Linked DNA regions of Homo sapiens: region 2 is linked to region 1. The links are chromatin contacts, found by Hi-C or POLR2A ChIA-PET in ENCODE. All regions are on one chromosome and are shown on one strand. Each heading gives the region's core, a stretch centred on a gene start or an enhancer-like site at or near the end of the contact. The rest is flanking DNA. Distances are from core to core; before and after follow the strand shown. Region 1 holds the start of LINC02569 (long intergenic non-protein coding RNA 2569). Region 2 overlaps LOC100287329 (a long non-coding RNA gene).

What was found. A loop is a pair of places that touch in the nucleus more often than their neighbours do. ChIA-PET counts read pairs that join two places held with the same protein, here RNA polymerase II (POLR2A). Pooled maps may share reads with other maps.
Region 2: a loop to region 1 is called in a pooled map, with 8 times the contacts of the local background. The contact joins the enhancer-like site here to the promoter of LINC02569 in region 1. A Hi-C loop is called at or near these places in 3 of 37 single-sample maps with no recorded cell type and 5 of 50 pooled maps. POLR2A ChIA-PET finds 5 or more read pairs at or near these places in 3 of 52 experiments (B cell, PC-9 and activated CD8-positive, alpha-beta memory T cell).

What each region holds. Positions count from the first base shown.
Region 1 is chr6:30,514,999-30,518,556 of GRCh38, reverse strand. It overlaps LINC02569 (long intergenic non-protein coding RNA 2569), which reads right to left and starts at 2,291. Exons shown (of 2, transcript NR_149088.1): 1 at 1,946-2,291. RefSeq lists an enhancer at 108-607.
Region 2 is chr6:31,567,455-31,571,157 of GRCh38, reverse strand. The region is part of intron 1 of LOC100287329 (a long non-coding RNA gene); the gene reads left to right. It also overlaps a transcript of LTA not described here. Among named protein-coding and RNA genes, the nearest start is that of LTA, 3.0 kb to the left of the region's middle. Within about 2 kb of position 2,442, at least 7 of the 41 ENCODE cell types and tissues checked have a DNase peak (open chromatin) inside an H3K27ac peak, as active enhancers do; they include B cell, where a contact is called at or near this core.

The DNA.
Region 1 (3,558 bases), core at 1,042-3,541:
TTACGGAGAGCTGATTGGTTCATTTTACAGAAAGCTGATTGGTCCGTTTTGACAGAGTGCTTATTGGTGTGTTTACAATCCTTTAGCTAGACACAGAGTGCTGATTGGTGAGTTTACAATCCTTTAGCTAGACACAAAAGTTCTCTAAATCCCCACCAGATTAGCTAGACACAGAGTGGTGATTGGTGCATTTACAAACTTTTAGCTAGACACAGAGTGCTGATTGGTGCGTTTACAATCCTTTACCTAGACACAGAGTGCTGATTGGTGTGTTTACAATCCTTTAGCTAGACACAGAGTGCTGATTGGTGCATTTACAATCCTTTAGCTAGACACAAAAGTTCTCCAAGTCCCCACCAGACCCAGAAGCCCAGCTGGCTTCACCTCTCAATGGCACTCCCGGGACTTTGCCGCGCCTAGTGGGGCACTCCGGCAGCCCAGAGGGCGCTCCTCCCCCACCCCCCCATCAAGCCCAGCAGGCGACGCCAACCTTGCCCCCAGTGCAGGGCCTGCCTAGCCCGCACCCACCCGGAACACCACTGGCCCGGGAGCACCACGCGCAGCCCCTGTTCCCACTGGCGTCTCTCCCTCCACACCTCCCCCCAAGCAGAGGGAGACGGCTCCGGCCTCAGCCAGCCCCAGAGAGGGGCCCCCACAGCACAGCAGTGGGCTGAAGGGCTCCTCGAGCCCGGCCAGAGCAGACACCGAGGCCGAGGAGGCGCCAAGAGCAAGCAAGGGCTGCTAGCAGGTTGTCACCTCTCAATGCCACTGCACTCTAGCCTGAGTAACAGAGCAGATCTGGTGTCAAAAAATAAAATAAAAAATAAAGAACGAGACCAGGCACGGTGGCTCACGCCTGTAATCCCAGCACTTTGGGAGGCTGAGGTGGGCAGATCACGAGCTCAGGAGTTTGAGACCACCCTGGCCAACATGGCAAAACCTTGTCTCTACTAAAAGTACAAAAATTAACTGGGCATGGTGGTGGGTGCTTGTATTCCCAGCTACTCAGGAGGCTGAGGCAGGAGAATCACTTGCATCTGGGAGGCAGAGGTTGCAGTGAACCCAGATCGCGCCACTGCACTCTAGCCTGGGCAACAAGAGTGCAACTTCGTCTCAAAAAAATAAATAAAGAAAAATAAAATGAAACCTCCAATTAAAAGGAGAAATTCAACCAGGTGCAGTGGCTCACGCCTGTATCCCAACACTTTGGGAGGCCAAGGTGGGTGGATCGCTTGAGGTCAGGAGTTCGAGACCAGCCTGACCAACATGGTGAAACCCCATCTCTACTAAAAATACAAAAAATTAGCTGGATGTGGTGGTGCACACCTGTAGTCCCAGCTACTCGGGAGGCTGAGGCAGGAGAATTGTTTAAACTTGGGGCGTGGAGGTAGCAGTGAGCCGAGATCACGCCATTGCATTCCAGCTTGGGTGACAGAGCGAGACTCAGTCACAAATAAATAAATAAATAAATAGGCCAGGTGCGGTGGCTCACGCCTGTAATTCCAGCACTTTGGGAGGCCGAGGTGGGCGGATCACCTGAGGTCAGGAGTTCGAGACCAGCCTGCCCAACATGGTGAAACCCCATGTCTACTAAAAATACACACACAGACACAAAATAGCCAAAATTAGCCAAAAAATTATAAATAAATAAAATAAAAAGATAAGTTGCACACTCAGGAGGCTGAGGCAGGAGACTCGCTTGAACCCAGGAGGTGGAGGCTGCAGTGAGCCGAGACCACGCCATTTCACTCCAGTCTGGGCGACAAAGCAAGACTCTGTCTCAAAAAAAAAAAAAAGACAAATTCAGCAGAAGCATTGCTTGAGTAACACGGAAACTCAGAACCAGGAAACTGAAGGCGGTTACTCCACATACATCTGGGGCAATAAGTGAGCTGTTCCAGCGCGGCTTACGCTGTGGGCGGAGGCGGGCAGGAAATTCACTTACAAGTCTGTGCCAGGAAACAGGAAGAAGGTGCCTCCTGTGATACAAGATACAGACGTAGTCTCCTATCCAGGAAACAGGGACAGAGCCGCAGACCAGATAAAGATACGACCAACATTTTTCATTAAATATTCTCAACGGATTATTTACATTTTTTCTAGAAAAGTAAAATTTAAACCTGAATACATTTGATAACTATGGAATGTGAGCATTCACGTATGCTTGTGACCTGGTTCCTCTACGCTTCAGGGGTCGCCCTGGTCCCAAAGCGCTTCCTGCCGCTCCCACTTCCTCTGTTTTCACCGGAGGGGCAGCCACAGTTCTCGGCTGAGAGAAACTCGGTCGTTCTGTTTACCTCGTGAATGATTGGCTACAGATCCCAGAGAGGAAATAGGGACCCACCCCTCAGTTGTTATGCAATCTGGGGCGGAGTCCGGGGTCCATAGCCTTTCTGAGGGTAACCTGAGCGGGAGAAGTTGTTGCGCCTGATCTCAAACAGCCTTTCGCACGGAAAAGGATTCCTAAAAGTGGGGTTACTCCTCCACAGCAATAGCGTCCTTAAAATAGGGGCTCCCGGCTGGGCGCGGTGGCTCACCCCTGTAATCCCAGCACTTGAGAGGCCAAGACAGGCGGATCACCTGAGGTTGGGAGTTCGAGACCAGCCTGAACAACATGGAGAAACCCCCTCTCTACTAAAAATACAAAATTAGCCGGGTGTGGTGGCGCATGCCTGTAATACAAGCTACTCGGGAGGCTGAGGCAGGAGAATCGCTTGAACCTGGGAGGCGGAAGTTGCGGTGAGCCGAGATGGCGCCATTGCACTATAGCCTGGGCAGCGGCAAGAGCGAAACTCCGTCTCAAAAAAAAAAAAAAAAAAAAAACTATATATCTATCTATCATCTATCTATCTATCTATCTATCTATCTATCTATCTATCTATCTAGGCTGCCGGTGAGGACGTGAGGCACGTGCCACTGAGCCACTGAGAATTTACCCCCCTGGGCAAGTCTGTGAGGCCAGGGCCCCTAGGGAAAAAAGCCTTTCCCAGATTTTAGGGCTCATATGCCTGCAGTGGGTTGGTAGGGATCGGGGAAGATGATGAGGTTGGGATAAGGAAGTGGTACCAATAGAAAGACTAAGCAAACCAAACCAAATCAAACTTTCCCCTTTCCATCCCTGTCCTCCTCTTTGCAATCCCATTTGGGTGGCTGAAGGCAGACCCTGACCAGAGCCATCCTTGCCGGCTTCTTTTGTCTTGCTCTGTGGGGAAACGAGTGAAGAAAAAAGCAGAAGGAAAGGCAAGTGAAATGGAGCCCTCTGTGAAGAACTACGACTAGGGTCACACAGAGCAAAATTCCTAGCCTTCCTTTGAGGAGTAGCCGTATTTCCATTTAAAAAGGACCCACTTTATGCAAGATTCAGGGCTGGGAATTGGTCCTTCCTGCCTCAAGAATTTCAAAGACTTCTAGAGGAGAGTGTCCAAAGACAGACAAGAAAGTGGCCAGTGCCCTGAAGAAAGTCAGGGGGTCCAGGGGAGTGTGAACCCTGAATATCTGAGACAGGTCTCAGTTAATTTAGAAAGTTTATGTTGTCAGGGTTGAGGATGTGTGTCGGTG
Region 2 (3,703 bases), core at 1,193-3,692, 1.1 Mb before region 1:
ACCTGGGAGGCGGAGGCTGCAGTGAGTCAAGATCGCACCACTGTATTCCAGCCTGGGGGACAGAGCAAGACTCTGTCTCAAAAAAAAAAAAAAAAAGTTTCCAAAATTTTTTTCCTTTTTATTGATATGTAACTTAGGTATGAGGTGGACACCTCTTAAGTGTACAGCTGATGAATTTTTCCATCTGTATGTAGCCACCACCCAGCTCCACGTATTTTCAGGTCCCCAGCAGGTTCCCTCATGCCCCCTCCCTGCTGATACCCTCCAAAGATAACCAACCACTCTCTCACTTTTATCACCATAGATTATTTCCTCCTGGTTTGGGGCATCATATAAATGAAATCACACAGAATGTACTCATTTCTGTTTGACTTCTTTCAGTCAGCATTATGTTTGTGAGATTCATATACGTGGTTGTATGTATCAGTAATGTTTTTAAAAAAAATTATGATGTAATATTCTATTGTATCAATATATTCTAATATATTCTGTTGATGGGGATTTGGTTTGTTTCTAGTTTTTGTCTAACACAAAAAATGTCTAACACGAACATTCTCATACATGAGCCCATTTTCACTTAGCTTGCAAGTTACAAGGTTTAAAAAAAGCAGTTTCTAAAGATGACTTTATTCACTTTTCCTAAGTTTGAGATAATACCAACTTGTCACCTCAAATATTATTACTGCTACTGATGTGATTTTACTTGGAGAGTGTTAGAGGGGTTGGAGCTGGGGCTGGTGGTGACCCGGGGTAAAGCCCACTGTTGCATGGGGCAGACCACTTCTCTCCCCAGGCACAAGGTCCCTGAGGGGTCTTGGTGTAACATGGAGGGACATGTAAGTAACATTCTGGGTGTGTATGAGCTATTTCTCCTGTTCTTCTCTACTTGAGGACCTGCCCCTTTGCCTTTTATGCTTTACTAGTCTTAGCTATTATTTCTGTAGGGGCAGAAAGGGGTGATCCCTTCCTGACCCATCATAAGGGTTATGGCCAATACTCCTATAATAAAAGACAGATTAACAAGAGAAAAGCATAATACATTTATTTAATCAAAGTTTTAGGTGACATGGGAGCCTTCAGAAATGAAGACCCAAGGACCCAGGGGAAAACTATTTTTATGCTTAGATTTGATGAAGAATGAACAGCTGTGCAGAAATGTAATTGAACAAAAGGAGTATCATCTAATGGTCACAGACTGGGACTGGGGGGATCCCAGCAAGGCCTGGCCATATTCTTCTTGGTCTCTCTGTACAGCATTCCTTCCTCCCAGGTATAGGGCAGAACCTCTTCTGGAATGAGGGTCTTATAACCTACTATCAGATGAGATAGGTCAGAAAATTTCTTTTCCTTTTTTTTTTTTTTTGAGACAGTTTCTCACTGTCGCACAGGCTGGAGTGCAGTGGCACGATCTTGGCTCACTGCAACCTCTGCCTCCCAGGTTCAAGCTATTCTCCTGCCTCAGCCTCCCGAGTAGCTGGGATTACAGGCACACGCCACCAAGCCCGCCAAATTTTTTTTTGTATTTTTAGTAGAGACGGGGTCTCACCATGTTGGCCAGGTTGGTCTTGAATTCCTGACCACAGGTGACCCACCAGCCTTGGCCTCCCAAAGTGCTGGGATTATGGGCGTGAGCCACTGCGCCCAACCTTCTTCTCATTCTTTTAACCTTATTATCTCTTGTGTCAGTGTGGGTTTCCCTTTTAGCCCCTGCTCCTTTCTTTTTCTCTGTGTTGCCCTTTCTCTCAGGGTCCTTTTTGCTTCCTGTTGTCTCTTTCTGCTTCTCTAATGGTATGAGCTGATGGACTGGGACCCCAGCTGAGCTATATTAAAATATAAAATGTTATTACAAGGCCAGGAGCAGTGGCACATGCCTGTCATCCCAGCACTTTGGGAGGCTGAGGCGAGCAGATCACAAGGTCAGGAGATAGAGACAATCCTGGCTAATACGGTGAAACTCCATCACTGCTAAAAATACAAAAAATTAGCCGAGCATGGTGGCACGCGCCTGTAATCCTAGCTACTAGGGAAGCTGAGGCAGGAGAACTGCTTGAACCCAGGAGGCGGAGGTTGCAGTGAGCCGAGATCGTGCCACTGCCCTCCAGCCTGGGCAACAAAGTGAGACTCCATTTCAAACAAACAAACCAAAAAACAAAACAAAACAAAACAAGCAAACAAAAAAAGGTATTGCAATTAACAGTGAGACACAGAGAGAAATTTAAATTAAAGAGGAAGAATGGGACATTGAAAGACAAAAAAGGGAAGGCAAGAAGGGTGATGGGGAGACATGAGAGACACAGAGGAAGGAAGGGTAAGACTGGGCTGAGGCTCAGTGTCACGTGCATGTGAGATATGCGAAGGATGCTCCTTGAGATGGGCCAATCTTGGTTTCAATCTCAGTTTCGGAGGTTGTATGAATTTGGTTTCTTTCTTGGGCAGGCCAGCAGTTGGTTTGGGACTTTCCCTGGGTGGGAGAGCTGATGACTGGAGTCTTGTGCCCCAGACTCAGGGAAATACAGTCTTTATAGTGGTCTTTGTGGAGAAACTAGTGAAATCTCTGAAGCCTCCAAATGAGACTGAAATGACATTAGCTTCAAACTTGAACTTAGCCTCAAAACCTGAATTGGGATTTAATACCAACATCAACCCTAACCCAAATTTAACCTCAACCCAAATCACAACTCAAACTCAACCCCAACTGTAACCCTAACCTTAAATCTAAACACATCCCAATTAATAACCCCCTAAATAAAACTTCTCCTCTACCCCAACCCAACCCTGTTTCTAGGGCTAATCTTGAAACCAGTTTACCACCACTCCTAACACTAAACTTAAATCTGACTCTAAATGTAAGTCCAATCTGAGCCACAAGCCTAAAGTTGAACTTTATCCTGCTTTATGAATTATTCATCCATTCCTCCATTTAGTGAGTATCTGCGTGCCTAACACATGCTGGGCATTGTCCTAAGGCAGGAGGGACATGGAGGCAAAGGGATCAGAGAAGGTACCAGCACCTGTGGAGCTTGTATTCCAGTGAGGCCAGACGGAAAAGAAAGAAACTGAAGAAGAAATTGGTACTATGAGAAAATAAGACAGGCTGATGTTGTAAGAGTGGCAGGGAGCTACTTTTAAATACAGTAGTCAGCAAAATCCTCTTTGAGTGTTTGGGTGGCACTGGAGCTGAGACCCAAATGACAAAAAATAGTGACCAGGTAAAAGTTTGGGAGCAAAGCATTTCAGGTAAAGGGAGCAGCTACTGCAAAGGCTGGAAGGCGGAACCAAGCTGGGGGTGTTGACGACAAACAGAAGGCCAGTGTGGCTGGAGCAGAGAGAGAGACTGGGAGGCGGGTGGGAGATGAGGTCAGAGAGGAGGGCAGGGGCCAGGTCATGCAGGGCCATGCAAGAAGGGTAAAGCCTCTAGATTTCATCCAGCCACAGGAAGCCTTTAAAGGTCGTCAGAGTGTGTGGTGCGTGCATGCGTGCGTGTGTGTGTGTGTGTGTGTGTGTGTGTGTGTTGCAGGGGAGAGAGGGGGAGGGAGAGAGAGAGAGAGAGAGAAAGAGGGAGGTGAGCAGAGGTGATTGGATTTTTTTTTCTTTTGACATGGTGTCTTGCTCTGTGGCCTAGGCTGGAGTGCAGTGGCACCATCATAGCCCACTGCAACCTCAAAACCATGGGCTCAAGTCATCCTTCCACCTCAGCTTCCCA